Regions from separate parts of the Homo sapiens genome. Here all the other regions are linked to region 3. Evidence: read pairs that join two places in POLR2A ChIA-PET (ENCODE). Cell type or tissue: PC-9. All regions are shown on one strand.

Region 1 (8,000 bases), 61 kb before region 3:
GAGGACCTATATTTTCCGCATGATTTTCAATTTACAAAGTGGCTACTGAAATTTTAACAATTATCCACTGAATATTTGAACCAATACTAAAATGACAGTTTACTACTCAGCTTGATTAATGACAAAATTAAAAAGCTGAATGACATTCATATGATATCCATAAGTGATTAAAAGAGAAATTAAAATTGATCAACCTGGCAGTCTCTATCTACATATAACCTGATACCTGTTTTTAGTATGAGGTTTAAAAAAAAAAATAAAGATTTCCCCTTTTTTTGTTTTTGTTTTTGAGACACAGTCTCACTCTGTCACCTAGGCTGAAGTGCAGTGGCGCAATCATGGCTCACTGCAGCCTTGACCTCCCAGGCACAAGCAATCCTCCCGCCTTAGACTCCTGAGTAACCAGGACTACAGGTGCACACCACCATGCCCAGCTAATTTTTGTATTTTTGGTAAAGACGGGGTTTGCCATGTTGCCCAGGCTGGTCTTGAACTCCTGTGCTCAATGAGCCATCCACCCGCCTGGGTCTCCCAAAGTGCTAGGATCACAGGCATAAGCCACCGTGCCTGGTCCATCATAAACATTTCTAGATCGAAGCCATAAGTACTAGCAAAATTACATATACACAAATTCCTTTTCACTCCTTAAACATGTACAAGAAATTTACTTTGATTTTAGAAGAAACGATTATTCAACAGATTTATATAAAGACTGATATGGCTCTGGAAGCCTAAACTGCAACTAAAAAAAAAAAAACTTCAGATATATAATTTAAGATAAATATACAAAAGTCTTTAAAGAATTTTAAAGAGAAAAATCACTGCAATATTTTCTAAAATAAGGCAAAAGACTGGTTAACAAAAAATTCACAAGCCTAATAACGTGCCACATTTCAGTTCAATATGATAAAACCACTGCTAAATTAATAAGCTGTGTTCACAAAGAAAAAGCCAATTCATTGTCCTACAGAAATTCTGTTCTACTGGAAGCATCAGAGCTTTACAAACGTAAAAACTAAATACCTGACTTCGGTATCCTGGGCACAGTCAATGTAGAGAGCAGATGAAAAACCTAATTGTTCCATTCTTGGATTGGTAAATACAAATTCTGATCTATAGTGATCACTAAAAGATTCTAGTATTAAACAAAAACTATTTAAGAGGTAATTTTTGAAGCTGCCTCTTTCAGGTCACTATGACATCTGAGCAGCTCAGCTTGTCTTCTAACCATATAGCAAAACACATTCCACTGAAAGGTTTGGCCTGATGACTTATCCTCAGCCCAGAAAACTAAACAACCATAAGGAAATGAAGAAGGAGCAACAGTCATACATTTTAAAGGCTAGTTTCTTAATAATGACATATGACTGGCATCTCTATATTGAAATTCAGAAAACTGATATTAAGCAAGAAAAAAGCTGGAAGTTAGATATTTATTTACTTAACTAAGAATATTTAGCTTCTTCTAAAGGGAAATTGTAAAGCATCACATACGATGTATACTTTGTGATAATGATCAGCATAGCCTAACTTAACCAATGATAAATTACCAATCCAAATAAATGTCTTTAATGAAAAGACCTGGAAACAGAATATTCTACAAATTGACTTAACTAGAAAACTAAAATAAATTTCTTCTAAATGGTTTCTATTTAAAATTTTTAATTAACAAAAGCAAATACTGTTAGGAGATACAAGTCTGATGACTACATCATGATGAGTACAGATAATAATCTACTGTATACCTCAAAATTGCAAAGGGATTAGATTTTAAATGTTCTCATCACAAAAAAAAATGATAAATGTAAGAGGTTATGCATGTTAATTGGCTTGATTTAGCCATTCCATATCAACTTGTACACCATAAATACATACAATTTTTGTCAATGTTTAAAAAGACATATACATATACACACACACATATATATATAATGTTTTTATTGTTCTAAAAGCACACATATACTTTATTTTAAACACGGGGCATGGTGGCTCACACTTGTAATCCCAGCACTTTGGAAGGACAAGGCAGGAGGATCACTTGAGAACAAGAGTTCAAGATCAACCTGGGTAACACAGCAAGACTTTGTCTCTACAAAAACAATACAAAGATTAGACAGGTGTAGTGGTACACGCCTGTAGTCCCAGCTATTCAGGAGGCTGAGACAGGAGAATCACTTGACCCCAGGAAGTTAAGGCTATAGTGAGCCATGATCAAGCCACTGCACTCTAGCCTGGGTGACAGAGCAAGACCCTGTCTCAAAAAAAATTATAATAATTTTAAAGCAAATTCTTGCAAGATACCAAGAACCCAAATTTTCTACATTTAATTTTTTTTTCAGGCTGGGAGTGATGGCTCACATCTGTAATTCCAGCACTTTTGGAGGCCGAGGCAGGAGGACTGCTTGCAGCCAGAAGATCAAAACCAGCTTGGACAACATAGTGAGACCACATCTCTAGAAAAAAATTTTTTAAATTACCAAGCATGGCTAGGCATGGTGGCTCACGCCTGTAATCCCAGAACTTTGGGAGGCTGAGGCAGGCGGATCACAAGGTCAGGAGTTCAAGACCAGCCTGGCCAACATGGTGAAACCCAGTCTCTAAAAATACAAAAATTACTTGGGCATGGTGGCGCATGCCTATAATCACAGCTACTCCAGAGGCTGAAGCAGGAGAGTTGCTTGAACCAGACCCAGGAGGCAGAGGTTGCAGTGAGCCAAGATCATGCCACTGCACCCCAACCTGGGCTACAGAGCGAGACTCTGTCTCAAAAAAAATTAATTAATTTAAAAAAATAATAAAAATTACTGAGCACTGTGGTACACACCTGTAGTCCTAGCTACTGGGGAGGCTGTGGCAGGTGGATTGCTTAAGCCCAGAAGTTTGAGGTTACCGTGAACTATGATCACACTACTGCACTGCAGCCTAGGCAACAGAATGAGACCCTGCCTCTTTAAATAACATAGATAAAAAATTTTTTTCAATGATCTAAAACATCAAGCCTTTGAAAATGTTTTTTCTATTGTTTCCAGTACATACACCTTACTATATGAAAGAACGTAGGGTACAGAATCCATCTAAAATATTCCAGGAAATACCATTCCAAATGAGTTAGGAGTATACTCATTCAGGCTATGATACACACACACAAGCACACACACATGCACACTTTTTTTTTTTTTTTTTTTTTGAGACATGCTCTCATTCTGTCACCCAGGCTGGTGGCATGATCTCAGCTCACTACAGCGTCCACCTCTCAGACGCAGGTGATCCTCCCACCTCAGCCTCCCAGGTAGCTGAGTCCACAGGCGTAAGCCACCACACCTGGCTAATTTTTATGTTTTTTTTTTGTAGAGACAGGGTTTCGCCATCTTGCCCAGGCTGGTCTCAAACTCCTGAGCTCAAGGACTCCGCCTGGCTCGGCCTCCCAAAGTGTGTGGACTACAGGCGTGAACCACCATGCCCAGCCTATGATATATATTAAATATAATTAGGATGTTTATTAAATAATGTTTACCAGTCCTCATTTCCACTGCTAAAAATGTTACACCCTAATGTTAATTAATACTTTATAGTGTAAAGACCAAGCAAATAATTGAAGAAAAAGTATAGAACTCCATATAACATAATCTTTTCCAAATGTTATGTTTTATTACATAGACACACATAAATGTTCTGTTTTATACTTTAACACGCCATACCTAGCAACATATCTCACACACAGAAGAGAATCGTTAGTACCCATTTGACAGGAATCTTTAATGTTTTCACTTTTTCAGGGTTTAAGGAGTAACAGCATCCTAACACCCAGAAATGCCACAGTGACCTACCATGAGGCAAATATCACCAGCCTACTTAAAAAACCAACTATTGATATAATAATTAACTTCTGATATACTCAATAACAAGTAACTATATTTTTCAAAATATTAGTATCTATTGAAACAACAAAATATTACCTAATTCTGACTTAGCTTTCCTATACAGAGAAGACTGCACTTAGAAATTTTTTGTCTGCTTACAAAAACTTACCTACATAAACCAGTTTAGCCACTTTTCCAGTAAGATTTCAAAGTAATATTCATTTCCTTTTTCCTGTAGCCCAGAAACAGCTAAGTGATTAAGAGTCATTTTAGACTTCCTGTAGTTCCCATGCAACTTTTTAGCACTGCCAATATACCAGCACCTGTACTTACTGCCGGCTTTCCTGGTGTGGGAGGCAAAGATGGTTCTAGTAGGGCCCAGATTTTTCTACCCCAGAAATTCACTTTAGGTGTAGATTTCTAATTTCTTCTTAAAAATAAATAATTACTAAATACATTATCTACTCCCAAGGACCCTAACTACTTAAGATTTAGGTAGAAGCAAACATTTAATTGAATCTATAAAAAGAGTTAAGTAAAAAGAAAATACAATTTAGGCCGGGCTCAGTGGCTCATGCCTGTAATCCCAGCACTTTGGGAGACCAAGGCTGGAGGAATGCTTGAGCCCAGGCATTTGAGACCAACCTGAGCAACACAGCAAGACCCCGTCTCTAATAAAATAAATTTTTTTTTAAAATACAGGTTAAGGCCGGGAGCAGTGGCTCACGTCTGTAATCCCAGCACTATGGGAGGCCAAGGCAAGTAGATCACCTGATATCAGGAGTTTGTGACCAGCCTGGCAAACACGGTGAAACCCTGTCTCTACTAAAAATTAAAAAATTAGCCAGGTGTGGTGGTGTGTGCCTGTAATCCCAGCTACTCGGGACGGTGAGGCAGGAGAATCGCTTGAACCTGGGAGGCAGAGGTTGCAGTGAGCTGAGACCGCGCCACTGTACTGAGAGACAAGAGCAAAGACTCTGTCTCAAAAAATAAAAAACAAAAATTTAAATACAATTTTAACTTTAAATTTTTTTTTTTTTTTTTGAGACGGAGTCTCGCTCTGTCACCCAGGCTGGAGTGTGCAGTGGTGTGATCGCAGCTCACTGCAAGCTCCGCCTCCTAGGTTCACACCATTCTCCTGCCTCAGCCTCCCGAGTAGCTGGGACTACAGGCACCTGCCACCACACCCGGCTAATTTTTGTATTTTTAGTAGAGACGAGGTTTCACTGTGTTAGCCAGGAAGGTCTCGATCTCCTGACCTTGTGATCCACCCGCCTCGGCCTCCCAAAGTGCTAGGATTACAGGAAAAAAATTTTATTTAAAAATATTTGGGGACCACTCACGGTGGTTCATACCTGCAATCCCAGCAGTTTGGGAGGCTGAGGCGGGTGGATCACTTGAGGCCAGGAGTTCAAGACCAGCCTGGCCAACATGGCGAAACTCCATCTCTACTAAAATTACAAAAATTAGCTGGGCATGGTGGCCACACCTGTAATCCCAGCTACCAGAGAGGCTGAGGCATGAGAATTGCTTGAACCCAGGAGGCAGAGGTTGCAGTGAGCTGAGATCGCATCACTGCATTCCAGCCTGGGCGACAGAATGAACTCTGTCTCAAAAACAAAAACAAAAAAATACAAAAATTAGTCAGGTGCAGTGGCCCACGCCTGTACTCAGCTACTCAGACAGCTGAGGCAGGAGAATTGCTTGAACCCAGGAGGTGGAGATTACAGTGAGCCGAGATCAAGCCACTGGACTTCAGCCTTGGCAACAGAACGAGACTCTGTCTCAAAACAAAACAAAACAAAATCTGTAGAGTTGGGGTCTCATCATATTGCCCAGGCTGTTCTCAAACTCCTGGGTTCAAGCAATCCTCCTGCTTTGGTCTACCAAAGTGCTGGGATTACAGATGCGAGCCACCATGCCTGGCCTACACTTTTAAAGAAAAAGTGATTTCGAGAAAATATTACAGTCTAAAATCAAAACAAGGAAACTTTGCTAATACCCAGAGTTACCCACATTCAATCTAACACACAGTAGCCAGCAGACACAATTTTTAAATTCTGTTTAAAAATTACAGTCAGTTTGTGGTAAATATCAATTAATAATTTCATTCTTGGCCAGGCGCGGTGGCTCACGCCTGTAATCCCAGCACTTTGGGAGGCTGAGGTGGGCGGATCACAAGAAGAGTAGATCAAGACCATCCTGGCTAACACAGTGAAACCCCATCTCTACCAAAAATACAAAAAATTAGCTGGGCATGGTGGCGGGCACCTGTAGTCCCAGCTACTTGGGAGGCTGAGGCAGGAGAATGGCGTGGACCCGGGAGACGGAGCCTGCAGTGAGATCGTGCTACTGCACTCCAGCCTGGGCCAGGGAGCGAGACGCCGTCTCAAAAAAAAAAAAAAAAAAAAGAATTTCATTCTTGGCCGGGCGCAGTGGCTCACACCTGTAATCTCAGCACTTTGGGAGGCCGAGGCAGGTGGATCACGAGGTCTGGAGTTCAAAACCAGCCTGGCCAAGATGGTGAAACCCTGTCACTACTAAAAAAAAAAAAATAAGTAAATAAATAAAAAATACAAGAATTTCATTCCTGGGCTGGGTGCGGTGGCTCACGCCTGTAATCCTAGCACTCTAGGATGCCGAGGCAGGTGGATCACCTGAGGTCAGGAGTTCAAGACCAGCCTGGCTAACACGGTGAAACCCTGTCTCTACTAAAAATACAAAAATTAGCCAGCCGTGGTGACGCACGCCTGTAATCCCAGCTACTTGGGAGGCTGAGGCAGGAGAACCGCTTGAACCCAGGAGGTGGAGGTTGCAGTGAGCTGAGATCATGCCACTGCATTCCAGCCTAGGCGACAGAGCCAGACTCCGTCTCAAAAAAAAAAAAAAAAAAAATTCATTCTTGGCAGGGTGTGGTGGCTCAAGCCTATAATCCCAGCACTTCGGGAGGCTGAGGTGGGGAGATCACTTGAGGCCAGGAGTTCAAGATCACCCTGGCCAACATGGCAAAACCCTGTCTCTACCAAAACTACAAAAATTAGTTTGGCATGGGGCCATGCCTGTAATCCCAGCTACTGGGGAAGTTGAGGCATGAGAATTGCTTGAAGCCAGAAGGCAGAGGTTGCAGTGAACTGAGACTGCACCACTGCACTCCAGCCTAGGCAACAGAGTGAGACTCTGTCTCAAAAAAGAAAACAAAAACTAGCTGGGTGCAGTAGCCCACACCTGTAGTCTCAGCTACTCAGGAGGCTGAGGCAAGAGAATTGCTTGAGCCTGGGAGGTGAAGGTTACAGTTAGCCAAGATTGCGCCATTGTACTCCAGCCTGGGCAACAGAGCAAGACTCTGTCCATCCAGCACTCCCTCAAAAAAAGAAAGAAAAAAAAATTTTTATTAACTTAGGTGCAATTTTCTAGCAACCAAAGACATTTTTCTCTTAAATACTTTTACTAGTAGATACACAAAGCAGTATGGTGTACTAGTAGTTAAAAGTCTCGACTTAGAACTAGATTTGTACCATGTACTAGACATACGATCTGGGTTATTTACTTAACCTCTCTGTACATTAATTTCATCATCTGTAAAATGAAGTCCCACTTCATAGAGGGGTTTTGAGGATTAAATAGACAAAATACTTACCGATGATAGGCTTCTCGACGATACTTTTTCAGGGCATGCTTATCCATGTTAGCAGGCATATCTGCTGCATTCTGTAACCGATCACTCCAGGAGGTTGACATTTTATTTTAACTGTATTTTGTATTCTAGAAAAGAAAATCATTAATTTAGTAACTTAATATTGGCATCTGTATACTGACATCTGATTTTTTTAAAAATCAGAAAAACTCCAGCTTGCAAACTGCCTAATATAATTACCTATTAAAACACACTGAATACAGTAAATATGCTGAAAATTATACTGACACTTCTCAATAATCTAAAGTTGGAAAAATAATTTCATATGGTAATTTCAATCCGGAAAGATAACATATACTTCCAAATAATTAAGCATGGCTGCCAGTAATTACTCTAATCCTAGATTCTAGAAAAGGCACTAAAACCACAGCACAGCAGTTTGTGAAGATATATAATTTTAAGTTGATGTATGTTTTTAAAATGTGTGTAGTAGGCAAATTTTAAAT
Region 2 (8,000 bases), 74 kb before region 3:
TCTGGCTTTGGAACTTTGAATAAGTTACTTAACCTAAGCCTGAGCGTTTTAATCTATAAAAGGGAAGATAACATCTGGTAGGGATGTTGTCTGTCACATGTAAGCGCTCCAAGAACTATTACTGAGGGTAGGGGAACAGGAAAAGCAACTGGATTATCAGGCATTGCCTCATTAATATATCTCATGGGAAATACTTTTTTAAAAAATCTAAATCTCAAGTTTTACACAAATATGAAGGATTTCCATTGACTATCCTCAAAGCAAATTCCATAACTACAAGAATACAAATTGAATATGGAAAAATGATCTAATCCTTAAGGGTGCCAACTTCCCATGGATTCCCTAGATTTTCAGCTTGTGGTATCACAGCTCAGTGCAGTGGAAATAAATGTAATTACTATTTTAAGACTTTACTATTGGCAAAGAGAAAGGAAAACAAAAATTATCACTTGAACTGAGGGTACACACTTACAGAAGCTTCCTGTGCAAAAGGTAAGGCATTGTCTAAAGATGATTAGCTCTTTCAAACTCCATGCATACATTAAACAAATATTTACTGAATGTCTGTGTGCCAGATACCAGTGATACAAAGATAAACTTGGAAGTCCTTGATTTTAAGAAGCTAGTGAGAAGGTCCATTCAAAAGTAGCTATGAAGTAGTGTGTTAATAGTAGTATTAGAGATACGCACAACAGAGAGGGACATATAGATCCTCTTGGCTGAGTCTTAGAGATAGGATGAGATACTGTTTTTTAAAAACTGACACTGTGCTAAGCTCTTTATTTATTACCTCATCTAATCTTTGCAATAACTCTATGAGGTAAAGTTATTCCAGTTTAAAAGATTACAAAATTAAAATTTACAAAACTTAAATGCTGGGATTCTAAAGAAATGGAACAATCCAAAATGCCAACCCTAGCCCCAAGCTCTTAATCACCAGGCTAAAAGTATTAGCAGCAGGCTAAGAGGAAAAGAAGAGGTCTCCAACAGAAGAGGAACCATGAACAAAAAGCAAAATGACATAAACATCATGATGTGTGAATAAAAACAAAGCTATGAGCCCGGGAGGTCAAGGCTGCAGTGAGCCATGATCACACCACTGCACTCCAGCCTAGGTGACAGAGCAAGACCCAGTCTCAGAGAAAAAGCAAAGCTAGATACAGTTGACAGAACACAGAATCTGAGGAAGAGAACTGCTCAACACAAAAGTGGACAGAAAAAGATCAGTCTTAGAGAGTCTTGGCGGGGTTAGAATTTATCCTGTTGCATGCTCGATGTGATATCACTAAAGGATCTAAGCAGGATTATAACATTATTTAAAAAATGAATTTGGCCAGGTGCCATGGCTCACACCTGTAATCCCAGCGACTCAGGAAGCTGAACTGGGAGGACTGCTTGAGGCCAAGAGTTTTAGACCAGCATGGGCAACATACAAGATCCTGTCTCTACAAAAAAAAATTTAAAAATTAGCCAGGTATGGTGGCATGCACCTGTAGTCCCAGGTACTTGGGAGGCTGAGGTGTGAGAATTACTTGAGGTCAAGGTGACCACAGTGAGTTATGATCATGCCATTACACTCCAGCCTGAGCAACAGAGTGAGACTCCATCTCTTGAAAAAAAAATTTTTTTGAGGAGGACAAGGCTGAAGGTGGGGAGACCTACGGGGGGATACTGCTGTAATCTAGGACAGCGATAACAAGGGCCTGGACCATGGCAATACTATCAGGAATGAAAAGGCCAGAGTCTAGAAATAATTAGATTCATTTTAAAGTATGCATGTGTGCTTAAATAAGACACTAAAATTTGAGCATGGTGACTATATTATTCCTCACTTCTTGGATCTATGGTGGTAATATTTAGAAATTGCTTCCTAATAATGGATGTAGTAACAATTAAAGTCCTCTTTTAAAAAGCTTTCAAGGGGCCACGTGCCGTGGCTCATGCCTGTAATCCCAGCACTTTGGGAGGCCGAGGCGGGCGGATCACCTGAGGTCAGGAGTTCTAAGACCAGCCCAGCCAACGTGGCGAAACCCCATCTCTACTAAAAATATGAAATTAGCCAGGCATGGTGGCGCATGCCTGTAATCCCAGCTACTCGGGAGGCTGAGGCTCGACAATCACTTGAACCCAGGAGGCGGAGGTTGTGGTGAGCTGAGATCACGCCATTGCACTCCAGCCTGGGCAACAAGAGCGAAACTCTATCTCAAAAAAAAAAAACTTTCAAGGGCCAGGTACAGTGGCTCACGCCTGTAATCCCAGCACTTTGGGAGGCCGAGGCAGGCAGATCACGAGGTCAGGAGATGGAGACCATCCTGGCTAGCACAGTGAAATCCCATCTCTACTAAAAATACAAAAACTTAACCACGCGTGGTGGCACGTGCCTGTAATCCCAGCTACTCGGGAGGCTGAGGCAGGAGAATGCCGTGAACCCATATGTCTCCCAAAGTTGGTAGGTAACATTTCTGATATGCCTTTTGCATAATTTTGACTTTTAAATGTATATTACTCTTATATATATTATATATAATAATGCTATAACATAGGATGTATTATGAAATGTTGTATTATGTTAAATTATTTAAAAATTAGATCAATAGAATGAAAAAGAAAAAAACACTTAACTGAAAGCAAACAAATGAACCTAATTATACTGTATACAAATACCCTAACCATGCTGTAGAGAAAAAAAGCAAGAACGAACTAATCCAAGGAACTAAAAAACACAAAGTCTAAGCCTTTAGACTTTGGCAGGGTAAGGTAAGAAAGTGGAAGAATGGCAAATAAATCCTGAACTTTTTAGGTTTGTTTGTTATGGTATGAGTTAATCAACTGAAGCAATTTTAGATTAAGCAAACTAAATATGTTGATGATGTCAGGAGCCAGGGCTTTCACTGTGGAACAAGAGATATACAAACATGGAATGGGAGTGAACAAGAAGGAACTTTCCTAGGATGGACTAGCATTAGATGTAATGGTGTGAACTCATGATTTCTACAATACATATAAAAATGCATACCCAGTGAAAAATGCTACACAAATTAAGGTAAAGACATCTTTAGAATATGCCACTCAACATCAGCAGAATACACATTCTTGTCAAAAGCATAGAGATTATTCAAGATAGACCACAGAGTAGCCCATAAACCAAGACACAGTAAATTTAAAAGGACTAAAATCATGTAAAATATGTTCTACAACCACAATGGAATGCAAGTACAAGTCAATGACAAAAGAAAATTTGGGGCCAGGTGCGGTGGCTCACACCTGTAATCCCAGCCCTCTGGGAGGCTGAGGCGGACAGATCGTGAGGTCAAGAAATTGAGACCATCCTGGCCAACACTGGGAAACCCCGTCTCTACTAAAAATACAATAATTAGCTGGGCATGGTGGCACGCACCTGTAGCCCCAGCTACTCAGGAGGCTGAGGCAGGAGAATCGCTTGAACCCGGGAGGTGGAGGATGCAGTGAGCCAGGATCGTGCCACTGCACTCCAGCATGACAACAGAGCGAGACTCCATCTCAAAAAGAAAAAAAAAAAAGAAAATTTGGGACATTCACAAATATGTAGAAATTAAACAACACACTCCTAAATAATAGAAATCACAAAGAAAGCTAGAAAACGCTTACAATTTAACGAAAAAAAGGACATAACAAAATCATTGGGGTACAGCAAAAGCAGTGCTCAGAAGAAAATTTATAGCTGTAAATGCACATATTTAAAAAGAAGAAACATCTCAATTAATAGCCTAGCCTTCCACATTAAGAAATTATAGAAAAAGAAGAACAAAATCAACCCAAATCAAACAGAAGGACAGAAATAATATATTACAGATTAGAGCAGAGATTTAAATATATATATACAAAATCTAAAGCACTGGAGAAAAATCAATGCTTTTTCTTTAAAAACATCAACAAAATTGACATTTAGCTAGACTGACCCAAAAAAAGAAGACTCAAATTACTAAAATCAAGAATAAAAGCAGAGGCCAGGCACGGTGGCTCACACTTAACAATCCCAGCACTTTGGAAGGCCAAGGCAGGCGATCACTTGAGGTGAGGAGTTCGAGACCAGCCTGGCCAACATGGTGAAACCCTGTCTCTACTAAAAATACAAAAATTAGCCAAGCATGGTGGCGGGCACTTGTCATCCCAGCTACTTTGGGAAGCAGAGGCAGGAGAATCGCTTTAACCCAGGAGGCGGAGGTTGCTGTGAGCCGAGATTGCGCCACTGCACTCCAGCCTGGGTGACAGAGCGAGACTCTTATCTAAAAAAAAAAAAAAAAGAAGAATAAAAGCAGAGACATTACTACTGACCTCACAGAAATAAAAACAGATATAATACTATAAATAACTATATGCCAACATATTAGGTAACCAAGATAAAACAGACAAAAGTAGTACAAGACTTGTACACTAAAGACTACAATACCTGGAAACACACAAATTACCAACATTGACTCAAAAAGAAATAGAAAATCTAAAGAGATCTATCAGTAGTAAGGAGATTAAGTCAGTAATCAAAAAACTTCTAACACTGCCAGGTGCAGTAGCAGATGCTTGTAGTTCCAGCTATTCAGGAGGCTGAGGCAGGGGGATCACTTGAGGCCAAGAGTTAGAGGCTACAGTGCACTATGATCAGGCCCGTGAATAGCCACTGCATCCAGCCTAGGTAACAGAGTGAGACCTCATCTCCAAAACATGCACACACACACACACACACACACACACACACACACACACACAATTAGAGCTAATAAACAAGTTCAGCAAAGTGGCAGGATACAAGATTAATATACAAAAAACCAGTTGTGTTTCCATAAACTAGCAATGAACAATCCAGAAATAAAATTAAGAAAACAATTATATTTACTATAGCATCAGAAATAATGAAAGACACCAGACTGGACAACATAGCAAGACCCCCTTCTCCACCAAAAAGAAAAAAATTTAATTAGCTAAGCATGGTGGTACATCTATAGTCCTAGCTACTTGAGAAGCTGAGGTGGGAGAATCACGTGAAGCCAGGAGTTCAGGGTTACAGTGAGCTATGATCATGTCACTGTACTACACCTTGGGTGACAGAGCAAGACCCTGTCTCTTTAAAAAAAAAAAAAAGAAAGAAAAGAAAATACTTAGGAATAAATTTAACAACAGAAGTGCAAGACCTGTACAATGAAGACTACAAAATACTGTTGAAAGAATTAAAGAAAATCTAAATAAATGGAAAGACATCCCATACTCATGGATCAAAACACTTAATACTATTAGGACAGCAATACTTCTCAAAGTTATATATAGAGAGAGTCAATGTAATTCATAACAAAATCCAGCTGGCTTTTTTATATAAATTGACAAGCTGATCCTAAGATTCATATGGATATAGAAGGGCACCAGAATAGCCAAAACAATCTTGAAAAAGAAGAGTAGGTTGCTGTTTTTCAAAACTTACTACAAAGCTGCAGTAATCAAGACTGTGTGCTACTGGCATAAGGACAAATAGATCAAACAAATATAATTCAGAGTCCAGAAATAAATTCATACATCTATGTTCAAATGATACTTGACATGGGTGCCAAGACCATTCAATGTGAAAAGAATAGTCTTTTCAAAAAATGGTGCTAGGACAACTGGATAGTCATGTGCAAAAAAATGAATCTGGACCCCTATCTTATATAATAACAAAAAAAGTAAATGAAAATGGATCAAAAACGTAAATGTAAGACCTAAAGCTGTAAAACTAACAGAAGAGAACACAGGAGTAAATCACTGTGACTTTGGAATAAGCAATGGTTTCTTAAACATGTCATGAAAAGCATACTCGAAAAAAGAAAACATACATAAATTGGACTTCACCGGTATTAAAATAACATGTGTTTCAAAGGACACTACCAAAAAAGTTATTAATGAAAGTCAGCCCACAGAACAGGAGACAATATTGGAAAATCATGTATCTGATAAAGGTCTAGAATCCAGAATATATAAAGAACTTTTACAACTCCACAATATAAACAACTCATTTAATAATAATAGGCAAAACACCTAAACAGACACTTCACAAAAGATACACAAATGGCCAGTAAGAACATGAAAACACGCTTACCATTACTGGTCATAAGGGCAAGTAAAGACCACAATGAGATACTATTTCACACACACTCACATGGCTATAATTAAAAAGGCAGGGCCAGGCACGGTGGCTCACGCCTGTAATCCCAGCATTTTGGGAGGCCGAGGCAGGCAGATCACGAGGTCAAGAGATCGAGACCATCCTGACCAACATGGTGAACCCCTATCTCTACTAAAAATACAAAAATTAGCTGTGCGTGGTGCATGCCTGTAGTCCCAGCTACTTGGAAGGCTGAGGCAGGAGAATCACTTGAACCCGGGAGGCAGAGGTTGCAGTGACCTGAGATCGTGCCACACTGCACTCCAGCCTGGCGACAGCAAGACTCCATCTCAAAAAAAAGGCAGTAAGTGTGATGAGGATTTGGAGAAACTGGAACATTCATACACTGCTAGAGGGAATGTAAAATGATGCATCTGCACTGGAAAATGGTTTGGCAAAGTGGAAGCAACCCAAATGTTAAGCAACAGATGAATGGAAAAACAAAATATGGTATATCCATACAATATATTTTTTTTCTTTAGACAAGGTCTCCCTCTGTCATCCAGGCTGGAGTGCACTGGCACAATCATAGCTCACTGCCACTTTGACTTCCCAGGCTCAAGTGATCCTCCCACCTCAGCCTCTTGAATAGCTGGGACTACAGGCATGCACCACCATGCCTGGCTAATTTATGTATTTTCTGTAGAGATGGGGTTTTGCTATGTTGCCCAGGCTAGTCTCAAACTCCTGGTATTATGATGCAATTTGCCCGTCTCACCTACCAGGAAGTGCTGGGATTACAGGCATCAGCCACTGTGCCTGACCAATAGAATATTATTTGGCAATAAAAAATAATGAAGTACTGAGATAGGCTACAATACAGATGAACCTTGAAAACACTATGCTAAGTGATGCAGGGCACAGTGGCTTGTGCCTGTAGTGCTACAGTCCCAGCTACTCAGGAAACTGAGGCAGGAGTATCATTTGAGCCCATGAGTGTGAGGCTTCTGTGAGCTATGACTGCGCCACTGTACTCCAGCCTGGATGACAGAGTAAGACTCCAACTCTTAAAAAAAAAATAATGAAAAAAGAAAATACTATGCTAAGTGAAAGAAGTCAGACACAGAAGGCCATAAACTGTATAAGTTCATTTATATGAAATATCCAGAATAGGCAATTCCATAGAGACAGAAAGTAAATTAGTGGCTGACACGGGCTGGAGAGAGAGGGAAACGTGGAGTGGACTACTAATGAGTATGAGGTTTCTTTTGGGATAATGAAAAATGGTTGTACCACTTTGTAAATATACTAAAAGCCACTGAATAATATACTTCTATTTTATATTATGTAAATTATAATTCAATTGTTTGTTTGTTTTTTGAGACATTCTCGCTCTGTTGCCAGGCTGGAGTGCAGTGGTGCAATCTTGGCTCACTGCAACCTCCGCCTCATGGGTTCAAGTGACTCTCCTGCCTCAGCCTCCCAAGTAGCTGGGACTACAGGCACGCACCACCACGCCCAGCAAATTTTTGTATTTTTAGTAGAGACGGGGTTTCACCATGTTGGCCAGGATGGTCTCGATCTCTTGACCTCATGATCCACCCACCTCGGCCTCCCAAAGTCCTAGGATTATAGGCATGAGCCACCACGCCCCACTGAAGCTGCTATTTTTTAAGAGAATACACACACACACCTTCCATAAATCAATATGGAAAAAAAAGACAACACAATTGGCAAACAACTTGAAAAGGCAAGTCACAGAAGAGGATCTTCTGCAAATGGCTACTTACAATATGAAGGTGTTCAACCTATTTATTCATCAGAAAAATACAACTTAAAACCAAAAGGAGATGCCACTATGTATACACTAGAATAACTTTTAAATTAAACACAC
Region 3 (8,000 bases):
AGTGGTGTTGTGGAGGGGGCTCAAAAAGGGATCACTGACAGTAGCTCAACACAGATCAGGCGGCTTAGTCCACAGGCACTTGCCATCTTTGGAATCACAGGCTGAAAATAGACCATTACATGCCACAAAGTCTTAAATTGCTTCCAACCAGGCAGTGTAGTGAAGGGATTAAGAGCATGGATTCCACAGCCAGACTCCCTGGCTTCAACTCTTGGCTCTGCTGCTAACTAGCTGTGGCCTTGGGCAAGTTTCTTAACACCCTCGTGTCTTAGTTTCCTCATCTTTAAAATGGAAGTGAAGATAATAATGTTTGTTAAATAAAACCAATGTGTCTGGGCGCGGTGGCTCACACATGTAATCCCAGCACTTTGGCAGGCCGAGGAGGGCGGATCACTTGAGGTCAGAGCTTCGAGACTAGCCTGGCCAACATGGTGAAACCTCGTCTCTACTAAAAATACAAAAATTAGCCAGGTGTGGTGGCAGATGCCTGTAATCCCAGCTATTTGGGGGGCTGAGGCAGGAGAATCGAACCCAAGAGACAAGAGGCTGCAGTGAGCTGAGATTGGGCCACTGCACTACAGCCTGGATGACAGAGTGGGACTCCATTTCAAAACAGCAACAAATACACAAAAAGGCCGGGCATGGTGGCTCGTGCCTGTAATCCCTGCACTTTGGGAGGCCGAGGCAGGTGGATCACCTGGGGTCAGGAGTTCACAACCAGCCTGACCAACATGATGAAACCCTGTCTCTACTCAAAATACAAAAAATTAGCTAGGCGTGGTGGCACGCACCTATAATCCCAGCCACTTAGGAGGCTGAGGCAGGAGAATCGCTTGAACCTAGGAAGCAGAGGTTGCAGTGAGCTGAGATCACACCACTGCACTCCAGCCTGGGCAACAAGAGCAAAACTCCGTCTCAAACACACACACACACACACACACACACACACACACACACAAACCATGTGACAATGGCTCTTTTCTTTCTACATGAACTTATGAGTGGCAAGGCCCAACTCTGGGCATTTTGATTCTTTTAGTGTTGAATATTCTATTGCTGCTCTCAAGGTGAGGCCTCCCACGACCCTGAAGATCCTGGAGTCATAGGGCCTTACTCCTGGTCCTCCAAAATGGGGAGTTGATTAGCAGAATTGGGATTCCTTGGATCAGTAACATTTCAAAAGCAATTTTGAGGATTTACATAGGATGGCCATCTGTTAACTCTGGCATTCAGCACATCAAAATAAACTGCCATCTACTGTCAGCACTAATTCATGAAAGGTAATTTTTTTGTTTGTTTGTTTTTTGAGATGCAGTCTAGCTCTGTTGCCCAGGCTGGAGTGCAGTGGCACCATCTCAGCTCACTGCCATCTCTGTCTCCCGGGTTCAAGCGATTCTCCTGTTTCAGCCTCCCAAGTAGCTGGGATTATAGGCGCCTGCCACCATGCCCAGGTAATTTTTGTATTTTTAGTAGAGACGGGGTTTCGCCATGTTGGCCAGGCTGGTCTTGAACTCCTGACCTCAGGTGATCCACCCGCCTCAGCCTCCCAAAGTGCTGGGATTACAGGAGTGAGCCACCGTGCCCATCCAAAAGGTAATTTTAATACCAAAAAAGTAGAAAGAACATAATCTCAGAATAAGACAGGAGTTTAATCACATTTAGCTTAGTAAAAGATAATTTCCTGATTTTTTTTTTTTTCTATTTCATCTTGAGCCAGTGGCCAAGGGCCAACCCCTATCTGTGACTCAGCATTTGGCCAACACTACTGGGCCCTTCTGAGTATTCCTGGACACACTGGGCATTATAACTAAATGCCTCCCTGAATGACCAAGCCTCAAAGCTGGTCTGAGCATCACACTTTGCAAAAGTGAGGGTTTTGCTCATGATCCCAGAGAGTGCAACTGTGCTCAGAGGTGGCTGACCACAGGGCATCAGGAAGAGGTATTTATTTATTTATTTATGACACGGAGTCTCGCTCTGTCACCCAGGCTGGAGTGCAGTGGCGCAATCTCGGCTCACTGCAAGCTCCGCCTCCCGGGTTCCCGCCATTCTCCTGCCTCAGCCTCCCGAGTAGCTGGGACTACAGGCGCCTGCCACCATGCCCGGCTAATTTTTTTTTTTTTTTTTTTTTTGTATTTTTAGTAGAGACAGGGCTTCACCATGTTAGCCAGGATGGTCTCTATCTCCTGACCTCGTGATCCGCCCGCCTCGGCCTCCCAAAGTGCTGGGATTACAGGCGTGAGCCACTGCGCCCGGCCAGGAAGAGGTATTTTAGTCATTCCCTGTAGCATTTAATGGGACCACTTAGAACCTTGACTCCAAGTCCAAGAAGCCAAGAAGGACTCTGAGCTACCTGGGTGTGAAGAGTTTTTCTGCCCCCAACAGAGAGTCAGGATATAGGGACTCTATGCTGACCCTTCGTGTTAATGCACTGTGACTTTTGGCAAGGCCCTTAACCATTCAGACTTGGTTTGCTTATCCACAAAGTAGAGGCAGTAATATCTGCTCTGCATTTCTCAAGATTATGCGGAGACTCAAGTAATGGCTGTGAATGTGGTTTTAAAGCACAGTACAGTGATAAGGGAATGAATATTTGTAAATCTCAGCCCCTACCCTGTTCTAGTCAGGGCCCCAGGTGCCCCCACTACGATTATAGCAAGGGGCCAGGCACAATGGCTCACGCCTGTAATCCCAGCACTTTGGGAGGCCAAGGTGGGAGGATCACTTGAGGCCAGGATTTCCAGCTAGCCTGGGCAACATAGTGAGACCCCCATTGGTACAAACATTAAAAAAAGAAAAAAGATTAGCCAGGCGTGGTAGCACGTATATGTAGGTCTAGCTGCTCAGGAGGCTGAAGGAGGAGTTCAAGGTTTCAGTGAGCTATGATTGCACCACTGTATTCCAGCCTGGGCGACAGAGCAGGACTCTGTCCCTTGGGGAAAAAAAAAAGGATTATACCGATTACCAAGGACTCTTTCCTCCTCCCTTTCCTTTAACCATAATACAGAACTCCAGGGTATCTAGACTCCCAGGCCTTGGGTTAGAGCTGTAGAGTAGGGAAGAACCATTGTTTTCTCTTTCTCAGAGCACTGGTCCCCAGGTTTCTCCTGGATGAAGTGAGCTGCTAAATTTAAACACTCAGGAATCCACAAATACTCTTGGAATTCCAGCTTAGTGAGCTTGTTCAATAATGCTTCCTGTTAAACTAACAAAGGGTGATAGCAGAAGAATGCCCAGAGACATTCCATTCCCCTGCGTCCACGGAATTCTGCAGCTCAACTTTCTAGTGTGTTACATTAGAAAGAAACTTTAGATTGGTGTTTCTCAATTCTGGCTGAACATTAGAATCACCAGGGGAGCCTCTGCAAAATGCCCATGCCCAAGTTGTACCTCACACCAATTAAGTCAGAATTTTTAGCAGAGGGACCCAGATATTAGCTTTTTTTTTTTTTTTTTTTTGAGACAGAGTCTTGCTCTGTCACCCAGGCTGGAGTACAGAGGCACGATTTCTGCTCACTGCAACCTCCACCTCTGGGTTCAACCAATTCCCCTGCCTCAGCCTCCCAAGTAGCTGGGACTACAGGCGCCCACCACCATACTCGGATAATTTTTTGTATTTTTCGTAGTTTTTGTATTTTTGTATTTTCGTTTCACTATATTGGTCAGGCTGGTCTCAAACTCCTGACTTTGTGATCCGCTTGCCTTGTCCTCCCAAAGTGCTGGGATTATAGTCATGAGCCACCACACCAAGCTAATTTTTGTATTTTTAGTAGAGACGGGGTTTCACCATTGTTGACCAGGATGGTCTCGATCTGTTGACCTCATAATCCACCTGCCTCAACCTCCCAAAGTGCTGGGATTACAGGTGAGAGCCACCGCGTCTGGCCAATATTAGCATTCTTAAAGCTCCCCAGGTGATTACAAAGTGTAGCCTACTTTGGGAATCACGACTCTAGGTGATCCAGGGAGAAGGAAAAACAGGCCTTAGGAACTTAAGATTTTTGTCTAAAGTCATACAGCTGATTAGAGTTTGAGATCTCAATTCAACAAGCTGATGGAAGCAATGGCTAATTTTTGTTGGGCATTTTACTCTGATCCAGAGTAAGCACTAAGCACTTTACAAACACAATCTTAATTAATTTTCACAATGATCCTATGAGAAAACTGAGGCCCAGAGAGTTTGACTAGTTTGCTGAATGTCAAAGCAACTAAATAGTGGCAGAGATCGAGTTCAATTGTTTGAGCAGCATGCAGATGACAAGATAGGAATAGTAACCCTGCCCTTAAGGAATGTAGAGTCTAGTGGGAGGGACAGGAAGCCGGTGAGCCAACAATTAAAACACAATCTGATAAGGGTTACCATAAAATTAAAGGTTGGCTGGGTGTAAACCCAACACTTTGGGAGGCCGAGGCAGGTGGATCACAAAGTCAGGAGTTCAAGACCAGCCTGGCCAAGATGGTGAAACCCCATCTCTACTAAAAATACAAAAATTAGCCAGGCATGGTGGCGGGTAGCTGTAATCCCAGCCACTCGGGAGGCTGAGGCAGAGAATTGTTTGAACCCGGGAGGCGGAGGTTGCAGTGAGCCAACATTGCACCACTGCACTCCAGCTTGGGCGACAGAGCAAGACTCTGTCTCAAAAATAAATAAATAAATTAAATTAAATTAAATTAAATTAAAGGTTACCAAGGAAGGCACTTAACTTGTGGAACAGCCAAAGAAGCCTCCCAGAGGAGGAAGTACTTGAAGGAAGCTTTAAAGGTTGAGTGGAACTTAGTTTAGTGAACAGCAAGGTAGGGAGGAAGTGGGCCTAGCAAGTGGAAAGGTGACTTCGGAGAGCAAGGTGAATGCTTGCAGCTGTGCAGGAAATTCAGAATGACAACGGATTACCTTGTTAGTGAGAGATGAGACTGAGGAAGTATGGAGACCAGGTCGTTCAGGTTAAGAAGTTTAAAAGAAAGAAGCATTCCAGGATTACAAAGAGGACAGTGAAAGGATCAACTATATACAAGTGTGTATTTAAAAGATTATTGGAGGTTGGGCATGGTGACTCATGCCTATTGCGGCCAGCACTTTGGGAGGTTGAGACAGGCAGATCGCTTGAGCTTGGGAGTTCAAAAAAAAGGGGCAACATGATGAAATCCCATCTCTACAAAAAGTACAAAAATTAGCTGGGTGTTGTGGCATGCCCCTGTAGTCCTAGCTACTAGGGAGGCTGAGGTGGGAGGATCACCTGAGCCTGGGGAGGTGGAGCTGCAGTGAGCCATGATCGTGCCACTGCACTCCAGCCTGGGCAACAGAGTGAGACCCTGTCTCAAAAAAATAAAATAAAATAAAAAGAAAGATTGATTACTGGAGGATATGACACCAAAAACATAGGTAACAACAGAAAAAAACAGGCAAAATAGGCTATATAAAAACTTAAGGACTTTTGGACATCAAAGTATACTATCAACAGAATAAAAGGGCAACTCACATAATGGGAGAAAATATTTGCAAATCATATATCTGATAAGGGCTAATATCCAGAATACATAGAGGACCCCTACAAAAATAAAAAAAAAACCGAACAGCCCAATTTAAAAATGGGCAATGTCGGCCAGGTGCGGTGCCTCACACCTATGATCCCAGCACTTTGGGAGGCTGGGGCAGGTGAATCACCTGAGCTCAGGAGTTCTAGACCAGCCTGGCCAACACGGCGAAAACCCATCTCTACTAAAAATACAAAAATTAGACAGGCGTGGTGGCGCATGCCTGTAGTCCCAGCTACTCAGGAAGCTGAGGCAGCAGAATAGCTTGAACATGGGAGGCAGAGGTTGCAGTGAGCTGAGATCGCACCAGTGCACTCCAGTCTGGGTGACAGAGCAAGACTCCATCTCAAAAAAAAAAAAAAATTGCCAAAGTCCTTAGTTTAGACATTTCTCCAAATAAGATATACAAATGGCCAATAAGCACATGAAAAGATGTTCAACATCAGTAATCATTAGGGAAATGCAAATGAAAACCACAAGATACAGTGTCGCCTCACATGCAGTATGATGGCTATTTTAAAGACAAACAACAACAAAAAAAAACAAAATAACAAGTGTTGATAAGGATGTAGAGGAACTGGATCCCTGCATAGTGCTGGTGGGAATGTAAAGCGGTACAAACCACTGTGTATGGTGGCTCCTCAAAAAATTAAAAATAAAATTGCCATATGATCCAGCAATTCCACTTCTGGACACATCCCAAAAAGAAAGCAGGGTCTTGGCCTGGCATGGTGGCTCACGCCTGTAATTCCAATACTTTGGGAGGCTGAGGCAGGTGGATCATCTGAGATCAGGAGTTCGAGACCAGCCTGACCAACATGGTGAAATCCTGTCTCTACTAAAAATACAAAAAAAAAAAAAAAATTAGCCAGCTGTGGTGGTGCATGCCTGTAGTCCCAGCTACTTGGGGGGCTGAGGCAGGAGAAACACTTGGATCCAGGAGGTGGAGGTTGCAGTGAGCCAAGATTGCACCACTGCACTCCAGCCTGGGCAACAGAGCAAGACTCTGTCTCAAAAACAAAAACAAAAACAAAAACAAAAAAAAACAAAGAAAGCAGGGTCTTGAAGAGACACTGTATACTTATGTTCCTAACAGCATTATTCATGATAGCCAAAAGGTAGAAGCAACTCAAGTGCCCATCAGCAGATGAATGGATAAACAAAATTTGACATATACATACACACCCAAACCGCTGGATTATTCAGCCTTAAAAAGGAAGGATATTCTAAACCTTGAAGACATTATGCTAAGTGAAATAACCCAGTAACAAAAGGATGCATCCTGTATAGCTCTGCTTACATGAGGTACCTAGAGCAGTCAAATGTATGGAGATAGAAAGCAGATGATGGAGCTGGGTGCAGTTGCTCACACCTGTAATCCCAGCACTTTGGGAGGCTGAGGCAGGCAGATCACCTAAGGTCAGGAATTCGAGAGTAGCCTGGCCAACATGGTGAAACCCCATCTCTACTAAAATACAAAAAAAACTAGCTGGGAGTGGTGGTGGGTGCCTGTAATGCCAGCTACTTGGGAAACTGAGGCAGGAGAATTGTTTGAACCCTGGAGGCGGAGGTTACAGTGAGCCAAGACTGCACCACTGCACTCCAGCCTGGGCAAGAAGAATGAAACTCCATCTCAAAAACAAACAACAACAAAAAGAAAGTAGATGACAGCAGTTGCCAGGGGCTGGGGGAGGAGGAATGGAGACTTTCTGAAGCTCTGATAGAGCTTCAGTTTGTGAAGATGAAAGGGATCTGTAGAGGCCGGGTGCAGTGGCTCACGCCTGTAATCCCAGCACTTTGGGAGGCCGAGGCGGGCAGATCATGAGGTCAGGAGATCAAGACCATCCTGGCTAACATGGTGAAACCCCATCTCTACTAAAAATTAACAAATTAGCCAGGCGTGGTGGCGGGCACCTGTTGTCCCAGCTACTTGAGAGGCGGAGGCAGGAGAATGGCGTGAACCTGGGAGGTGGAGCTTGCAGTGAGCCGAGATTGCGCTACGCACTCCAGCCTGGGTGACAGAGCAAGACTCCATCTCAAAAAAAAAAAAAAAAAGGATCTGTAGATAGATGGTGATAATGGTTGCACAACAATGTGAACTGAAGTGTACACTTTAAAATGATTAAATAATAAATTTTGTTATGTCTATTTTACCGCAATAAAAAAATGGTCAGCTGGGCATGGTGGCTCACACCTGTAATCCCAACACTTTGAGAGGCCAAGGTGGGAGGATCACTTGAGTCCAGGAATTAGAGACCAGCCTGGGCAACATAGCAAGACCCCATCTCTACAAAAAAGTGAAAAAACAAAACAAAACATAATCCTTGGAGAAAAATAATTGGCAAGAGTGTTAACAGATTTAGAGAAGTAAAAGACTCAATAGAGGCACATCAGTTAGAGAGCCAATGCCCAGAGGCAGAGACCTGACAAGGGCCTGTACTATTAGACACCGGCAGGAGAGCTGCAGG

The links. ChIA-PET counts read pairs that join two places held together with the same protein. Peaks named below come from ENCODE experiments on the same cell type or tissue, not always from the same donor. Only the 100,000 strongest peaks of a DNase experiment are listed, where the experiment ranks them.
Region 1: POLR2A ChIA-PET joins it to region 3 with 18 read pairs; 20 of 35 experiments call an interaction of 5 or more read pairs at or near these places.
Region 2: POLR2A ChIA-PET joins it to region 3 with 15 read pairs; 13 of 35 experiments call an interaction of 5 or more read pairs at or near these places.

What each region holds. Positions count from the first base shown.
Region 1 is chr10:103,167,361-103,175,360 of GRCh38, forward strand. It overlaps NT5C2 (5'-nucleotidase, cytosolic II), which reads right to left. Exons shown (of 19, transcript NM_001351169.2): 3 at 7,498-7,622. The coding sequence starts at 7,598. Among named protein-coding and RNA genes, the nearest start is that of NT5C2, 22 kb to the right of the region's middle. In PC-9, no CTCF peak of the experiment used is centred here; DNase peaks (open chromatin) are centred at 1,311 and 4,081; H3K4me3 peaks cover 641 bases; H3K27ac peaks cover 5,950 bases.
Region 2 is chr10:103,154,551-103,162,550 of GRCh38, forward strand. All of the region lies in intron 3 of NT5C2 (5'-nucleotidase, cytosolic II), which reads right to left. Among named protein-coding and RNA genes, the nearest start is that of NT5C2, 35 kb to the right of the region's middle. In PC-9, no CTCF peak of the experiment used is centred here; DNase peaks (open chromatin) are centred at 131 and 521; H3K4me3 peaks cover 805 bases; H3K27ac peaks cover 2,657 bases.
Region 3 is chr10:103,228,181-103,236,180 of GRCh38, forward strand. No RefSeq gene overlaps it. Among named protein-coding and RNA genes, the nearest start is that of RPEL1, 14 kb to the right of the region's middle. RefSeq lists enhancers at 2,658-3,655, 3,656-4,653. In PC-9, no CTCF peak of the experiment used is centred here; DNase peaks (open chromatin) are centred at 1,871, 3,221, 4,291 and 5,051; H3K4me3 peaks cover 643 bases; H3K27ac peaks cover 6,148 bases.